Regions from separate parts of the Mus musculus genome. Here region 2 is linked to region 1. Evidence: chromatin contacts called from ENCODE Hi-C data. All regions are on one chromosome and are shown on one strand. Each heading gives the region's core, a stretch centred on a gene start or an enhancer-like site at or near the end of the contact. The rest is flanking DNA. Distances are from core to core; before and after follow the strand shown.

What was found. Hi-C counts contacts between places; a loop is a spot of excess contacts on that map.
Region 2: a map of T-helper 1 cell shows a loop between it and region 1 (6-fold over the local background). The contact joins the enhancer-like site here to the promoter of Rpl37a in region 1. A Hi-C loop is called at or near these places in 2 of 37 maps with a recorded cell type or tissue (T-helper 1 cell and regulatory T cell).

The regions. Positions count from the first base shown.
Region 1 is chr1:72,707,117-72,713,770 of GRCm38, reverse strand. It overlaps Rpl37a (ribosomal protein L37a), which reads right to left and starts at 2,511. Exons shown (of 4, transcript NM_009084.4): 1 at 2,448-2,511; 2 at 1,971-2,099; 3 at 1,547-1,629; 4 at 1-269. The coding sequence starts at 2,450. The coding sequence ends at 206.
Region 2 is chr1:73,932,499-73,938,620 of GRCm38, reverse strand. Tns1 (tensin 1) reads left to right here. Exons shown (of 33, transcript NM_001289895.2): 22 at 1,304-1,396. Among named protein-coding and RNA genes, the nearest start is that of 6030407O03Rik, 71 kb to the right of the region's middle. Within about 2 kb of position 3,195, at least 1 of the 3 ENCODE cell types and tissues checked has a DNase peak (open chromatin) inside an H3K27ac peak, as active enhancers do.

The DNA.
Region 1 (6,654 bases), core at 1,262-3,761:
GCCAGATGTATCTACACTTGTAAGGAGAACCAGGCACTCAAGGCCAGCCAGGGTCACACAGTATGTCTCAAAACAAGCATCTTTCGAAAATAAAAAATAGAACACACACCAAATGTTTTAATTAACCACAAACAAGGCAAAAAAAAAAAAGTTACGTAAATAACCCGTTTATTGCAGGCTAGGCAAGTCTCAGACAGCAGGGCTTCTACTGGTCTTTCAGTTCCTTCAGTCTTCTGATGGCAGACTTCACTGTGACTGCAGAGGTGGTGCTGTGAAGAAAAACCATTTCCAACATAACTGTGAATGTTAACATAGAACACCTGAGTGTATCTGTCCCATTGTTCCCCTATAGTCCTGAAATTTCTTAATTTTCTCATGGAAAGAATGATAGCATCCTTCGCCAACACCAACCATGCTGCAGTGAACCTTACCTAACAAGACCAGTGCTGATGTCACACTGGCATGGTGGCACCCTTCAAAAGCCAAGACTTGGGGCACTCTCACTATTCTAAGGTGCTTGAGCATCTGATTTCTTCAATATTGAAAAAGAGACAGACCCAGACTCCACGAGATCTTAAGGTGCTCTCCTCTGTAGACAGGATAGAGGAGGCCTATGATAAGTTTTAAGCCTACACCCCCAAACCAAACAGCCAGACCACACACTGTGTATGAATAGTCAGTCACCTATCAGGACAGAGCACTTGCTACCACTACTCCTTGTGCACTCAAGCTGCTCTTAAACACACTCAGACTGTTTTTTCAATACCAAGGCGTCAAGAAAAACTGCAACCCACATGTTCACCTCCTCAGCAACTAGCCACACTCAGAGGGCCATGCTGGAAGTATAAAAACACCACACCACTTGGATACCAGACTTCTGGCCAGCAAACTCAGGGGTGGAGGGGCAGCTGTTGGTTTGAGATGCTAAAGCTCTTAAGAACAAAGCAAACAATGACAGGAGGCTTCATTTCAACAACATCTGGCTCTGTCAAGGTCATAGCACTAAATATGCCCAAACAGCCTCCAATGTTCTATACAATCCCGAGTCAATTAACCTCAAACCATTTTATAGAAATAACTTGTAGTGTTAAGTCAAGTCCAGCACAAACACCAATGGACTTAGATCAACTGTAATTTTCCAAAGAGCATGGTGACTGTACAATTCAAAAGGAATATGAGAATCAAAGTCTGAACTTCTTCTTTTTTTTTTTTTCCCCCGAGACAGGGTTTCTCTGTGTAGCCCTGGCTGTCCTGGAACTCACTTTGTAGACCAGGCTGGGCTCGAACTCAGAAATCCGCCTACCTCTACCTCCCGAGTGCTGGGATTAAAGGCGTGCGCCACCACGCCCGGCTCTGAGCTTTTATCTATAACCATAACTTTGTTTTTGAGACAGGGTTTCACTGTATAGCCCTGACCAAAAACTATTAACTTTTAAACCCAAACTCATGATTTGCTTTAAACTAAAACAAATCCGATATGCACCAGACCTGGAACACGGGCTGTGCAGTCCATAGCCTTTCCTATACCACAGGAGAAAACACTCACTTGTAGGTCCAGGCCCCACCGGCCACTGTTTTCATGCAGGAACCACAGTGCCAGATGCCGACGGCTCGTCTCTTCATCTTGGTCTGTAAGTAGTTAAGATCTTGTTATGAAATATATATAAAAAAAAAATCCCTGAGACTTCCAGAGAGTAAACTATGGAAAAGCCAGCTTATCCATTAGCAGTTAAATTCTAGTAACCCAAGCAGAGTATTATTTACAGGCTAAACAGACCTCTTTGGGGTTGGTACAGATGCGCTGACATCGCTATCAATTTCCCAAGATCGGACTTTTTCCTCTCCAAACCATTCACCCTTAAGTTCCTCACTAGTTGCAAGTAAACAACGAATGCTCCGCAAAAAGCGAGCCCAAACCGCCTTAGCTCGGGAGCAATGGCACCCTCCTCCCTAACCCGAGGCCGACTTGCCTTGCCACAGAAGGAGCAAGTGTACTTGGCGTGCTGGCTGATTTCAATTTTCTTCACCATTTTCCGGAGGGAGGCACCATAGCGGGTCCCGTACTTGCCGACGATGCCGACCTTCTTGGTGCGTTTAGCCTGTTGACAGAGGAAAGGAACGGAGCAGAGACATTGAGCCAGTCGGTGCACGCCAACGCGCCGCTGAGCACAAACTCGGCTGAATCCTGTTTTCCCTCAAGCTCAACCATCAAGGAAGGCGCCCACAGAGCGCCAAAAGGCTCCAGATTGTGCATTAACTACCGCGCTGGGCCAAGCCCCGCCGAGCCGCCTCCGGCCGCGTACGGGGCTCCAGACGCCGGGAGAAGCCCGACAGCAGACAGGACAGGGACAGCACAGACTACCCGAGGTGGGCTGAGAGCGGGACGCCGGAGACTAAGGCAGATGACGATGGATAGCGACTTCCAAAGCGGTTACGAAGACACTCACCATGTCGCCGGAACCCAAGCCCAAGTCCGAAGAGGAAGGGACGCAATGCGCATGCGCGGTTTTAGACCGGCGAGCGGAAGTGACGCGACCTCCTCTCTCGGAAGTGAACTCGGTGTTCTGGCGGTTTATTCGCTGTCTCCACTGAGAAATGCATAGATGCGCAGAAGTGGTTCACGAGCTGGAAGCACATCCTTCTTAGCTTACACATAACCAAAGTTCTGCAGAGCAGATGCGATTTCTTGCGTTCTGCTCGCGAAGAGACGGGTTTTAGGTGGCTTGCCTTTAAGTGTTTAAAGCGCGACGTTTGTGACTGAGGCGCATTGCCTTCCCACTATATTATACTTCGGAAAATCGCCAGGCCGGGTGCTAGATGCTGGCCATAGTAAACGCCTAGGATCCGCTCCCAGGCCGAGTTACAGTTCGGCTGGGAGACAGTCATATTCGTCACGATTAAGAGTTACGAAATGGGCTGGAGAGATGGCTCAGCGATTAAGAGCGCAGACTGCTCTTCTGAAGGTCCTGAGTTCAAATCCCAGCAACCACATGGTGGCTCACAACCATCCATAATGAGATCTGATGCCCTCTTCTGGAGTGTCTGAAGACAGCTGCAGTGTACTTACATATAATAAATAAATAAATCTAAAAAAAAAAAAAAAAAGAGTTACGAAATGTTGCTGATCAGAGTTCTGGGGATAATGTAAGGAATAGAGGCTACTTGAACCCAAGACCCTAAAGTGGTGGTTCTCTTTCTTTCTTTTTTTGGGGGGGAGGGGAGGGAGGTTTGGAGACAGGGTTTCTCTGTGTAGCCCTGGCTGTCCTGGAACTCACTCTGTAGACCAGGCTGGCCTCGAACTCAGAAATCCGCCTGCCTCTGCCTCCCAAGTGCTGGGATTAAAGGCGTGTGCCACCACGCCTGGCTCTGAAATTTTTAAACACTTCTCTCTCCTAAGATTTTCTTAAACTTTAAGATTTCCAGTGGGAAATGATGTTAGTGTTTGATTTTAAAGAAGTCTGTCTTGGGGCTAGAAAGAGGGCTCATTGACTCTGCTTTCCACCCACATGGTGGCTCAAAAGTGCGTGTAACTCTACTTTTAGGAGACTCCTTGTGACCTCACGTGGTCCACAGATATGTGTACAAGAAAAATATCTATACATAGAAAATAAATAAATATTCGGAAAGATTTGTCTTTTTTTTTTTTTTAAAAAAAGAACTGATTCTCTTTGTAATGTGAAAGTTTGTGAAACTCTTAATTCTTAAGTATTTTTGTACATTATTTATTTAATTTTTCCTCTATTTGTTTTGTTTTCCTCTTGGAACATGTAATTTGGGGCTAGCATTTATGAGTCTACCATAATTTGAGATTGTGTTTATTTATTTATGTGTTTATTTGTATTGGGATTGAACCTAGGGCTTCATACATACTACCCAAGTTACTATAATTGAACTGTATACCCAGCCTTTTCTTATTTTTTATTCTGATACAAGGTCTCATTAAGTTGTCCAACTTTGAACTCCCTTTACAATTCAGGTAGTCCTTTATCTTGCCATGCCAGCTTTTTGAGTAGCTAAATACAGGCCCAGGATGGTTACATTGCTCTTTTTAGTGACTTTTAGTCTTTTTGACTCTAATTCATTGTAAGAAAGACATCTTACACAGCGACCCACTTCATACAAATCTAGTAAAATCAAGAATCCCATAAAACAGTATATGCCATTATGTGTGTTATACTCCAGTTTCTAGCATATTGTAGCATATTCTCTCTTTGCTAGCTTATTAAAAACATGCCAGTTGCTATATACTTCATAAATGGTTCTCAGCCATGGAGATCTTGTTTACCCTCTCCTTCCCAGGACACAGCAATATCTGCAGACATTTGATAAGGGTGGCGTTATCCTCTAGTGAGGAAGAGGACAATGATTTATGCATAGACAACTACACACACACATACATACACACATGTACTCAGACATCACACCTGGTCTGTGCCAAGACTGAAAAACCCTACACTGTATTATTTTTGTTTTTTAACTTGTAAAAACAAACAAACAAAAAAAGGTTTCTACAGAGTATAGTTAAGGGGTTCAAGACAGCCTAAGGGAGTTACTGGATTTAACTTGCTTTTTTATTTTTTTTTAAAAACTTCTTGGATATTTTCAAGATTATAATATAATTAAATCATTTTCCCTTTCCTTTCTTCCCTCCATACCCTTCCCTATACTCCAATTTACTCTTGTTCAAACTAATAGCATTATAACAATTTATTGCTTATTGTATTCATTTATCTCTCTCTATATATATATTCCTAAGTGTAACCTACTGATCATATATTATCTTATTTGTATGCATGTCTTTAGAGCTAACCATTTGTGGTGTGCTCTTCTCTGGGGAAGACTATCTGTCTGTTTATTCAGATATCTTGGTTGCCTTCAGTTTTGTGTGTGTGTGTGTGGGGGGGTGTTGGGTGTTGTATCTATTGGTGTTGTATTTGTTTATTTTGGTAGTCCTGTTTGTGAGAGTTTATGGGTGAATCTTGTGGCATTGCTAGGAGAAAAAGTCTCATAGCATACTTCGTGACCCTCCTCCATAATGTCCCCTGAACCTTCCCTGAGTATGGAAGTGCTTTGTAGATGAATTCATTGGGACTGGACTCCACAACTCTTTATTTTGATTGGTGGTTATATTTTTCTATAATGGTCTTTTTCTCATGAAAAGTGAAGTTTCCTTGATGAGGGGTGAGTTCTACATTTATCTCTGGGTATACGGACAAATATTTAGTATATAATAAGAGATTATACTGGTTTAGTTAAATGGCAGTTGTCCATGACTTCATTAGTCCTGGATAGTTGCTTTGGTCTCTAGTACCAGGCATGGTCTCTGTCATTTTGAGAATATCTTAAGTTCAACTAGAGAGCCAAGGTACTGTACCCTTAGGGTTATTGTGCTGTGTTAGTTGTTGTGGTTCTAAGGTGTAATAGCTGGGTAGGACTATTGGTTGTTTACCTCTTTTACAAGCTTGCATGGCTCTTTCTGGTACCACGAAAGTTAGTCCTCAGTGAAGAGACCAGTTCTATCAGCTTGTCTTTGATGGGACCTCATGGAGGGTTTATAGTAGCAGGACAGGTGCAACTGGGAGAGATGACAGAATAACCAAGGACTCACAAGAACTTTAGAGCCTGTTGAGAGCAGTTCACCTAGCAACATAAGACCTCCTACTAGGCCCACCGCTTAGTATTGCCACATTAAGGACCAAACTTCCAACACATGAAGGTGAAGGGAGCAAGCCTTATCAATCATATCCCAGCTTCATTTAATGTTTTATTTTGAGACAGGATCTGAATAAGTTACCCAAGCTAGACTTGAATTCACTGTATGGAGTAGGTGTCTTCAATTATGATCCTTCTGCCCCAGTCTCCCAATTAGCTAGGACTGCACCAGGCCTAGCTTATCCTCACTTGATCCTAATGAAATACAACCAAGGCTAAAAACTTCATATAACAGAGTCTAAAGAATAGCAGTCAGGAGCAATCAGTTTAGACGTCTGCTTCCTGCCCAACACTTGCGATCTTCTCTGCCTTCTCTCGTTTTGATACCATGATAATAAGTTCCTCAGCAACAGCAAACCATTTCCTGTTGAATCTCCTGACCTCTGACCTGAGTTAATCTCCTCATTTAAGTTACCCAGACTCAGGACTGTTTGTTGTTTAATTTAGATGGATTTATTTTATGTGCACTAAGTGTTTAGCTTGCATGTAAGTAGTAAGTGTGCCACACGTGTGCCTAGTATGGAGGAGGTAAGAAAAGGGTAGCAGAGGGGGTTGGATCTCCTGGATTTAGAGTGACAGACAGCTTGTAAATCTGGGTCCTCTGCAAGAGCAACAATTGCTCTTAACTGCTGAGACATTTCTCCAGCCCCTTGTTTTTTGTTTGTTTTTTGCTTTCTTTTTGTTTTTGTTTTTGTTTTGGTTTTTTTTTTGCAACAAACAATTGAATACAGAAAACTAGCACTGCTGAATAAGGTCCATATTGACACTATACTTGAAAATGCAAAAGTGGCTGTGCAATTAGAGGTGGGTGGAGAGTGGAAGAGTTTGGATCTAAAATACTGTAACCAGAGCACGTGGTTCTAGGGACAGCTCAGCAGATGAGGAAGCATGGCACTAGACAGAAATAAGGATCTGCCTGGAAATTGCAATGGCAATGCCATT
Region 2 (6,122 bases), core at 1,946-4,445, 1.2 Mb before region 1:
CATTCGAACAGGCATGTGGGTGACAGACATTACTAAGTGACAGAGACGTGCTCACGAGCAAACCATGGTGTTAGCCGTACAGCAAAGGGAGATGATGTGGAGAGAGCAAGGGAAGACCTTACCTGACTCAGCCGTGTATATGTTGCATGCATTTGTCCGTTGGGATGCCTAGCAATAGAGAAAAGGAGCAAAGAAGCAGGTCTTATCTGTCCTTGTGATGTGCCCTGTTTGGGCACATGTGTGTGCATGTGTTAGTGGGTGTGTGCGTTCTTGCATGCATATGTGTGTGTGTGTGTGTGTACGTACACTCACCTGCACACACACAGATAAGCTATGCCTGCTACTCACACTGAAGGATGGTACTTTGTTGTTGCTGTCTGTTTCTTAAAATAATGACCATGGAGCCAAGTTTGAGTCCTGGCCATATGCAGGCTACTCACTAATCTCCTTAGGGGCCGTGCTTTCTCCTGGCTGTCAAGATCCCTGACGTGAGCCCCAGGCCTTATTTCTTTATTTCTCAGAAACATGGCAGCTGCCACTGAGCTATCTCGTGACTGGGCACGATACTACCCCTGTCGCTTGGCTCAAAGTCCTTGGCTGATGGGAAAAAAGCTGGGCAGCCCTTTCTGACCTCGTGTGATATGTGACACTTGTAACCCAGATGGGTCACTCAGAAGGAGCCTCATTTCACCCAGGAAGCTGTGCTCTTGACAGAGGAGTGCTGGTGTCTCCTCCCAGAGTACCAAGCCTCACTCTAACAAGGGCTCTCTTGCAATTTTGAATGGACCACATGGCCTAGGGCTGCTGAGGCTCAGGGATGGTGAGGTCCCTGCCTGTGATGTTCGGCTCTGCTTTTCAAGATGTGTCCTGTAGAGACTGTGGGTCCCTTGTCTTCCATTTGTGTGAGTGGTTTACACAGACTGTGTGTGTGTGTGTGTGTGTGTGTGTGTGTGTAGAGAATGCTGGGGAAAGAGGGAGTGGCAAGTTACTAGTCTTAGAGAGAGGCAAAGATACTGGAAGAAGCCCACTGTGTTTAATACGTCTTCATGAGATAAAGGCAGTGCAGCTGTAGAGAGGAGCCAGAGGTCTCTTAGTAGTGGGCAAGGGTCAGGACAGGGTGTCACTTCTGAATTCTCTCCCTTTCAAGCTGAAATGTGTAGGCAGGGAAGGTCAGAGGAGGCAGTTCAGCAGGGGGAGAAAGGGGGCTTTGGGGCTGATTCTTGGTCACCCAGGCTTCACCACCACACACCGTTACCATGATGTGATCTCACTTCCTGCATCTCCCCCTCTTCTTTCCACGCAGCGCGCTCTCCTCCAGGTCTGGCCAAGACACCCCTGTCTGCTCTGGGCCTGAAACCCCACAACCCAGCAGACATCTTGCTGCACCCCACAGGTGGTGAGTGGCTGGAAGGGAGGGAGGGAAATGGCCAGGGAGGCCAGGAGAAATCAGTAGCCTGGGCAGGTGTTCTCAGTAGATTCCTCACAGAGCAGAGGTTTGGGGACCTTCCTGGGAATGAGGAGGATGCCTAGGGGTGAGGGGTAGGGGGTGGGGGAGTGGAGCCCTCTGCAGGCATTGGGTGTTCTTCCAGCCTACTGCTATCTTCTGGGCCTTAGGATTTTGAGACCTGCTTCCAGTTTTGTTGGAGTTGGTCAGACCTGTGTCCCAGCACTTGTGTGTGTACACATAGGTGTGTAGAGAGGCATGCCTGCTGTTTGGTGGCAGCCTCTCACCCTTGCCCACTGGCTCCTATGCTGAGCAGCCCAACAGAGGCTGGAACATAGGTGTTTTTTCTTGTTTGCCCACAAAGCTTTGCCTGAAAAATGAGTCACTTCCAGTGCCCGTGCTGTCTACCCTCCCCCAACCCCCAACTATTTTACTATCAGCCCCAGCTTCCTCTTCCTAGAAAGGTGCTTACTGCCCCGAAGTGGACTCTGTTCACCCCGTGTTCACATGCCCAGTGCCAGCAGCTTTTGGCCCTGAAAATAGGAGCTAGGCCCCAAGGCCTCCCCCCAACCACCCCAAGACCACCTGTATTAGTTATGAGGTAGATGACCATGGGGGAGGGGGATGGCTACTGTCTACAGTGAATGGTTACCAGACCCGTTCCTCTATCTCCTGTTCATCCCCTAGTTTTTTTCTGTGGGGAGGGAGACAAGAGTTCTGGGACTTTTGATGGCAATTTGGAGTCTGTTGAACTAGAGAGTGACTCTAATTTTGAAGCTGAGCTGGGGCTCTTGGGGGTCAACTTTTGCTTTTTTCTTTAGTTGCCAGAAGACTGATCCAGCCAGGTAAGAGGGTAGTTATATTCACTTGTGAACAATGCAGGCACTGGCTTAGGCACAGCCTCCACGTGCTCCACATACGATCATGGGCAGACACACACCCAGCCATCACAGAGACGAAGGGCCAGAGGCCTTCTCTCACTAGCCAGCATGCTATTACCTGATGCCTGATCCACACAAGGCCTGGCTGCAGAGGCTGGGAGGGACCAGGCTCCTGAGTGAGGTTCTGTGCAGAGTAGCTCAGCTTCCAGCCTCCCTTTCTTCAGCAAATTCTTTCTCTAGAAGTAATCCTGATAACTTCTCTCTCTCTCTTTCTTGTCCTGGCTCTTCCTCTCATCTTTATCATCTGCCCTTCCTTCCTGCCTCTCCTCCTCCTGTCTCTCTTCTCCTCCCTCCCTCAGAGGAAGACGAGGGGGAGGAGGTGACTAAGCCTCCAGAAGGTAAGTGCACTTAGCTGTGTGTGGCTCCCACTCTCTAGGTCTGTGGATGGCTTTTCACATGGAGTTTGACGAGGCTGGCTTGGGATAGATCTCTTTTCTCACCTGCTCTCAAGTGACTAGGCATTTAACCTTCCTGTCCCCACCCTCTGACAATGAAATGCCACTCTGGGCACTGCCTGAATGCTAGCTGGGAAATTTGTTGCCATTGGGCACCAGTTCAGGCACAGTTAGTACCCAGGCGCCAGCAGGGTGCCACCTTGTTGACAAAAATACCCCTTGTGCCACTTCCTTTCCCAGAGGCACATACACTACCTGGCTGTGTGCAGTGAACACAGAGGGACTGGGAGGGGTAGAGGGAACAGGACCTCTCACTTGGCCACTCAGGCGTTTAAGCCTGTGCAGGTCCTTCTAGAGGCTATCCTGTGTACTGAAGGTGTGTGGTTGGCTTTCTCTTCCTGGGTATTGGTGGCGTTCGCCTGGCAACAGTGCCTTCAATAGAACCAGTGTCGGCTTGCTGTACCAGCCGGCTACTTTTGTATCTCCGTGACAGTGAGCTGGCAGACAGTACTTGGAGCAATGTTTTATTTGGGATCGTGGTTGAAGAGAGATTTCAGTCTGTGATAGGGATGGAGTGATGGGTCAGCTTATTGATGGCAAGGGAGTGTGTGATAAAGGCCGTTCACGTTCACATCACTGAAACCTGGGAAGCAGAGAAAGAAGCAGCAATCTGGGGTGGACATTCCCTTCAAAGGTCATCTTCTGATACTCTCTGCTCCCCCACCCCCCAATGGTTCCACAGTCTTTCAAAGTGGAGCCACCGGCTAGGCACTGAGTGTTCACAACATGAGCCTGTGAGGGACTCTCAGGTTCAGACCCTAGTGAGGTAGTATCCCTAGTTTAAAGTTACATACAGTCCTAGAGCTATGACTTATTTCCTGGCGGCACAGTGGCAGGAAATACATCTTTCTGAAACCTGGGCACCTGTGGTTACTGCAGGCTGCTTAAGGACTCACTGCCACAAAAAATGCCTCAGGACATCCATGTACAATCCTGAGAAACAATTGCTCTCCCGCCCCAATAACCTTATTTATAAACATTTATTTATTTGTGTGTGTGTGTGTATAAATATGCTTGCGTGTGCTACACATGTACACATAGGTACATGCATGCCATGATACACGTGTGGAGATTGGGGGAATCACTTTTTTCTTTCTACCATGTCTGTGTGTGGGATCGAACTTGGGAACTCAGGTTGTCAGGTTTGGTGGCAAGCTTTTACCCACACACCCTTTACCCACTGATCCATCTCACTGGCCCCCTGAGAAATACTTTTAAGGAGTTCACAGTTGATCTCAGCTGTGGGGCCAGTCTAGCCCTGATTTGAAGGACAAGAAGAGGGGCTGTGATCTGGCAGAAGGTTAGCTCAGGAGGGCAGACGTTCAGTAAAGACTCATGGTGGTCATGGGATAAGGGACACTGCCCGAGTGGCTTCGGTGCGTCTCCGGGCATGCGTGTTTTCACCTCCACAGGAAGCATTAGACAGGTGAGTACCAAGGTTCCCTCCAGCTGTGCTATGTTAGATGTTCCCACCTTGGTCCCTGGCAGTAGGTAGCCATTCCTATAGGGCAGTGGTTCTCAACTTTATAATGATGCAGCCCTTCAATACAGTTCCTCATGTTGTGCTGACCCCAATGAAAAATTTATTTTTGTTGCTACTTCATATGTGTAATTTTGCTACTGTTAGGAACTGTGATGGAAATATCTGATATGCGACCCCTGTGGAAGGGTCATTTACCCATCTCCCCCAAAGGGGTCACAACCCACAGGTTGAGAACCACTGTGCAATAGGGGCTTAGTTTGGTTTTCTTTTTCTTTTTCTTTTTTTGGTTTTTCAAGACAGGGTTTCTCTGTGTAGCTCTGGCTGTCCTGGAACTCTCTCTGTAGACCAGGCTGGCCTCAAACTCAGAAATCTGTCTGCCTCTGCCTCCCGAGTGCTGGGATTAAAGGTGTGCACCACCACGCCCGGCTTTAGTTTGGTTTTCTTAGGCTCGCTTTCCTCTGCACTGAATGTCTTGATTTCCACCCCAGCGTGGGCGTGGTCCTACTGATTCCAGGTGGGATGGTCGTGGCTTCCTGAAAGGTTTTACTGATTTCTCCATGTTGTTATTAACTATCTTTTAAGTTTTAGATTTATCTATTTTATATGTATGAATATTTTGCCACAGTGCATGCACTTGTGTGCCTGGTGGCTGTGGAGGTCAGAGGAAGGTGTAGAATTCTCTGGAATCGGAGTTACAGATGGTTGTGAGCCGCTGTGTGTGTGATGGGAACTGAACCCATGTCCTCTACAAGAGCAACATGTACTGTAAACTGCTGAGCCATCTCTCCAGCTCCTTTTGCTGGTTTCTAACCTGCCTGTGTAGAAGCTACAAACGTCTGTGTATACTGCAGACCCAGCTGCAGATCTGGGAAGTGGGGGTCAAGGCTACTTGCAGGCAGGGGATGAGCGTTCTCTAGACTGCTTCCCACAGCCTTAGTGCCTGACAGCACAGAGAGGCTCAGGTCCTGAATGTGGGTGGCTGACTCAGTAAAGGAGTGGGCTGTCAGACTCCAGGGAGAAAGTCACCACGTGGGCACACGGACCCTGGCAGTTCTGTTCTGCTTCTGCGTAACTATTCAGTAGAGTGAAGATTGACAGAGCTGAAGAGAGACCTCCTAAGTATGCTTCACAAATACCTCTCAGCTTGTGAGTTCCCTACCCTCCAGCTGCCCTTGTATCAGAGCAGAGGAATTCTGATGGGAAGGTTTCTTGAGATCCACCCAGCCACGCCTGTCCTCTCAGGGATGTGGAACCAAGGTCTGGGATGTGGTGGGGGTGAGAGACCCACCCAAGGTCACAGCCAAGAGGCCACAGGGCCAGACTGTACTGCTGGGCCTCCTGTTTCCTAGTCAAGGGCCCCGTCTAAGCGCACCCCTATTTCCAGCCAGGCTCAGTGGCCTGGGCTTCCAGCTTGGGAGTGGGTGGTGAGGACATGGATTAAAGCCGAGCTACCAATTGCACATTTCATAACTCAGGCACCGCCTCCCGGGTCAGCCCAGGCCACATTCTTGGTTGACCCTTGGAAGCTGTGCTTGATGTCCCTGCTGATACTTTGATGGGAAAGTCAGAAAAAAGAGGCCTGTGAGGAAAAATGATCAGTGGCAGAATTCCTCCGCTGGGGAAGGAAGAATGTGAAGGGTGTTTGCTCTGTTCAAGCCACTGGACTGAATATATTTGTGCATTCTTTTCTTCACTGAGGCATCACAGAGTCAATTGCTGTTCTGTGTGCCGGCTATGCAGCAGGCAGCGGGCCAGGCTCTGGGGAGATAAGCTATGCTTAATTTCATGACCATTTTCAT